Linked DNA regions of Homo sapiens: region 2 is linked to region 1. Evidence: chromatin loops called from intact Hi-C (ENCODE). Cell type or tissue: heart right ventricle. All regions are shown on one strand.

Region 1 (2,500 bases):
TGCCTGCAACACATTTCTTTTAGGGGAATATGGCACGAGTGTTTTTGTGGATTATCTGGTTTATATAAGATATGCATTTTAAATAACTAAACCTGTGTTGACATGCTTATACTAGAAAGCAGTGCTGTTAAGGAGCACCTCTATATAGGCAAACCCTATTCAGTGAAGAACCAAATCTGAGCTTTAATCTGAAACCAAATAGAAAAAGTTATTGGAGTCGAAGATGAGGGAGTGGGGTGAAATAAGATTATGTATCAAGCATATTCAAATATAGGATAATATCCTAGGGCCTAGTGGTAGTACCAATAAGAAAAATGTACCTGAGCCAGGTGTGGTGGCTCACGCCTGTAAGTCCTAGCAATTTGGGAGGCCAAGCCTGGGGGATCACTTGAGACCAGTTCAAGACCAGCCTGGGCAACATGGAGAAACCCTGTCTCTACTAAAAATACAAAAATTAGCCAGCTACTCTGGAGACTGAGGCAGGAGAATCGCTTGAACCCGGGAGTTGGAGGTTGCAGTGAGCTGAGGTCATGCAACTGCACTCCAGCCTGGGCGACAGAGCAAGACCCTGTCTCAAAAAAAAAAAAAAAAAAAATTACCAGGGTAACAGAGCAATACCTCTACATAGAGAGGAAAAAACTGGAAAAGACTTGGTAAGTCTATGCCTATACCTAACATTTGTGGAGCAGTTGCTATATGCCAGGTACTGTACAAGATGCATCACAGATATATAAAATCATTTCCTCCTCATATCCACCTCAGGTGGGTAAATTATATCATCTCAAATTTAATGATAAGGAAACGGAGACACAGGCATTCAAGCACATTTCCATGGTCGCAGAGTACATTACTGCAGAGATAGGATTCGAGCCCAGGTAATGTGCCCCCAGATCTCACGCTTGTTTCTATTTCCTGCTTCCCCTAATGACTAAGGCACCCGAGGATTTTTCTTTTTCCACCTTCTCCATATTCATAATTAGACTATATTAAATTTTTTCAGTGGAGGAATGGAAGCATTTTAAAATAAAATAATCTCTTCAGCCTAACACAGACCAATTCCACTTTGAGAAGAGCGATGGTTGCGCCTTGCACCCTCCAGGTGGCGCTTGTGCGCCACTTACAGACAGGAGAGGTTTCAGGGTCGTCGGCAGGGTGGGCTCTTGGTTTTGTTCAAAGGACATTTGAGCATTGTTTCTCTGTCCTCAACAATCCTACTTGAGACACTTGTTGCCATTGTAAGATTTAAAGGCAAATCAGATAAACAAAGAAAGGGCCACGTACCAATCCTAAAGCTGACGTGGAGCAGCCGAAGCCTCCCTTCGCAGAGGTCTGTTAATGGCATCCAGAGAAGACGCGCAGTCACTGTGGGTTCAGACTGCAGATGCTCTTAGCAGGGGTTTCCAGCTGGGCGCCCGTGGCCCTCTGGAAGGTTCTCATTTGGTATCCATCGGAAGGCCTTTTATCGCTTGTTAGTAATGATACAGATTTGTTGTAGAGGCAAGCAATTCTTTCAGTATTTAAGCCTTTGCAATTTTCATTATTTTTTTAAAAAAATGATTTTTTTTTTTGCCCTTTTGCTCCCCTTCCTAACAAAGGAAATTGTTAGGAACTATATTACTAATGTAATTTAGTCAAGGGGTTGTCAAGGAGTTCCATTAGGATTTGGATTGAAAAGGGATTTCTAGGATAAAGCACCGTTTTGCTGTAGATATGATCTTCTGGAAAGGATGGGGCCGGGCAGCCTCGTGAAGTTTGCATTCGTGAACTTTGGGTTCCCGTAATCCTACGGCATGCCTTATCGAGGACAGCCTAGGAGCGAATTGGCAGTAGGTTAGAAAGCATGATTAGAAGAGGGAAAGCTGAAATGGCCTTCATGTCGGCTGTTTTCCTCCACAGGATACTGGGTGATTCCTGTCCTAACCAGATACTGATTACTTAAAGCTTAGCCCGAGAGTTCTTGTCAAAAATGATTTCCGTAGCGTATTTTGACTTGCTGAGGTCTGAAGAACTTTGGGAATTTGTTAGGTGTGGATCTGAACTCCAGGAACCGGTCAGGAGTATTCAGTAAATGAACTCTATCCGTTTGAACAGAATGTCTTAAGCACCTCGTTTTTATCTCATTCACACTTCTCCGAATGTCCTCATCTGACATGGAGAATTATTGGTGGAAAATGTGCGTATTGATAATTCAGACATACGAAAGCAAAAAAGTCCAAAGGACTTATCTTCAAATTGTTTTACACAATATTTCAAGCATGTGCAAAATGGTATAAATATGTTTCAATCTGTAAATTTATGTATTCTTCTAGTATTTCCCCATTATAATTGAATCCTTGTTTTGTAAACATTTCACCTCATCTACAATATACACACTCAAAATATTTAAATTGTTGAAAACTATTTTTAGCATGAATACATTTTCTTCACATAAAATACAAAGGATTAATGTAACATCTAACTCTTTAAAACATTCCACCAAATATTCAACCCTGAATGGTAA
Region 2 (2,500 bases), 74 kb after region 1:
GAAGGTCATTTACACATTTAGCATGAGAGATGCAGTGTCTCAGTTTATTACTATAGATGATGTTTATATTTTAACATCAGACAGTGCTTCACATGCATATAGATATTACAGAAGTATGACTACAAATCAATTCGTGACTATCAGAAGACATCTAAGCAGGCAGGAAAGGAACATATTCCATTGCAGATTGACCTCAGATAACTTTTTCCTCATCGTTTTCCTTTTAATCCCATTGGCAACTGGACACTGGAAGAATTTTAAAACAGAACCTGGGAAGTGAAACATATAAAATAATATCTTATTCCAAGGCCTTTTTTTTCCTCTTTTTTTTCTTCCTGAGTAGCAGGAAATTATCTGTCAAATCCTTCTTTTTAAGAGTCAAGGATGGAATTTGTAGTTGCCTGTACATCCTTACCTTAGAGGGCTTAAACTGGAATGACATCCAAAGGCCTCACTTGTGGCTTCCCACACAGGATAAAAAGATGCTTCCAATGTGCATCATATCATTGTTTAAATGTTTTGATTAGTCACTTCAGTTCGATGATTTTCTTTTCTTTTTTTTTTTAACTACAGCCATCTCAGAAGAATATATATGCCATCAATTTCCAAGGCTAATATATGTCCCCAACATATTTTTTGTTTCCAAAACCTGGTTGAAATAATTTCAAAACTAAAGTTTCTGCTTGTTGGTCTAAGGTTTATCAACTGTAACCTTACATTTATCCATATTTCTCTGCATTCCCAAATAATCACAAAGATTCCTCTAATTAATGAACTTCAAAGATCTCATTTGAAGATCAGGAATTCAACATTTTGATTTGCTTATTTTAAGGACACTTGGAGATAAAGCCCTAGAAATTGGTGTGGATTTACTTGACATTATAATTCCTGAGATCACAACAAGAGGTCTACTTTGTAAAACATATTATGCTGACTGAATCTTCCAAGTGGCTGCCAGGACATTTTCCTTCTTCCTAGCTTGGAGTTAATTAGGTGTTAACTTGAGTGTTCAGAGGAAAACGGCTAATTTTCAGAGGAAAAAAAAATGGAACTCAAAATATGTTAGACTCATCAATTGAATTATCATTTGATATATGCTGATTTTTATGACCTACAAATACTTTAGAACACATCTATTTTGGAGAAGGTGTCTATGTTCAAAATACCTGGTCAGAATTGGCCAAATTTACATTTAAGTTCTCCCTCCTTGATATGACATCTGTGTAAAGCCATGGGAAATCCTCTGTCCAAGGGGCCAGACACACCTTACAGCTGACCCCGGCTAAGCACAGCAGACAGTAGCCTCACTTGACTCATGCCCAAGCTCTTGGAACTTTACCCAGGAGGCACATTAACGTCCACACCTTTTGTTCTAAATTTACTGTACCAAACTTTACCAAAAGAATTCCAGATTTGAAAATAATAAAAAGCAAAGGAGCATAAGTTTCATTGTTAGCCCAGAAGTGAGTCATCACTGCAGAATTTCTTCTGTCTACTGATTAGACCGGATACGGGCTGGGCGGTACGACAGGAAAGGCTGTTGCTCTCTGTATGTGTGAGTGAATAGTCACAAAAGGTCAAAATTTTAACATGTTAAAAGCCAAATCTCTCTCCTGGGCATCTGGAGAGGTTTTTTTCAAAACACCCTCCCAGTAGCAAAGGGAAAAAACTACATTTTTTTTTCCCTTTCTAACCTGAGTTTACCCCCAGCTGACACAGCTACGTGCTGTTCTGCACGGAGACTGAGACGACACTGATCTTTGTATTTGGCAGGGCTAATGTGATATGAGATTATCTGACATTTATAGGAGGGTAGTATATCTGAATCCTCTCTGGCCTGGCCAAACACAGCATTTCATAGTCTGTGGGCACAAAGAAATCCAAGCCACGTGGCTAACACCACTTTTGCAATAAAGGGAATGACTTTCTTCCACAGCATGGAATGGGGCATCATTAGGATGAACAAATAATTTATCATCCAAACCAAGGTACTTCTGAGAGTGAAAGGTGACCCAATTGATAATGACACCAGGACAACACCAATGAACCACAACTCTTCCAAACATGGTTACCCTAGGTGTCGTATTAACTAAGAATAAGAAAAATAATACACAGCATTTATTTAGTACTCACTGAAGGGCAGTTACTGTGCCAAGAGTTTTGTGGATTCTCTCATTTAAACCTTGTAAAACTTGAAGCCTTATTAGATAAATACCTAAATACCTTATTAGCCAGGCCAGTGGTTTTCAAACTTCTTTGTGAACAATGGAAAACTTTTTGCAGGCAGAATCTTCCACAGAACACCAACACAGAAAACCAATAAAAAACACAACTTCCCTGGTCAAAGCTGGGATTGGCATCTAGTCCTAATGACCCATCCTCCTCCTCTGCCCTGCCCAGGGTCCTCAGCCACCTTTGTAGAACCCTGGGCTTCTGGGGATTCTGTGAATAGCCTTCAGCCAGACATTGATATGCTCTGATTCATTTAATCCTCACAACC

The links. Hi-C counts contacts between places; a loop is a spot of excess contacts. Peaks named below come from ENCODE experiments on the same cell type or tissue, not always from the same donor. Only the 100,000 strongest peaks of a DNase experiment are listed, where the experiment ranks them.
Region 2: it touches region 1 in a loop (3-fold over the local background); 5 of 110 quality-filtered maps call a loop at or near these places.

Annotation. Positions count from the first base shown.
Region 1 is chr12:70,718,605-70,721,104 of GRCh38, reverse strand. All of the region lies in intron 6 of PTPRR (protein tyrosine phosphatase receptor type R), which reads left to right. It overlaps LOC124902960 (a long non-coding RNA gene), which reads right to left and starts at 1,909. Exons shown (of 2, transcript XR_007063361.1): 1 at 1,282-1,909. In heart right ventricle, a CTCF peak has its summit at 1,097 (motif pointing right); a DNase peak (open chromatin) is centred at 1,134; H3K4me3 peaks cover 928 bases; H3K27ac peaks cover 2,166 bases.
Region 2 is chr12:70,645,010-70,647,509 of GRCh38, reverse strand. All of the region lies in intron 13 of PTPRR (protein tyrosine phosphatase receptor type R), which reads left to right. Among named protein-coding and RNA genes, the nearest start is that of PTPRB, 8.8 kb to the right of the region's middle. In heart right ventricle, no CTCF peak of the experiment used is centred here; a DNase peak (open chromatin) is centred at 1,509; H3K4me3 peaks cover 608 bases; H3K27ac peaks cover 2,500 bases.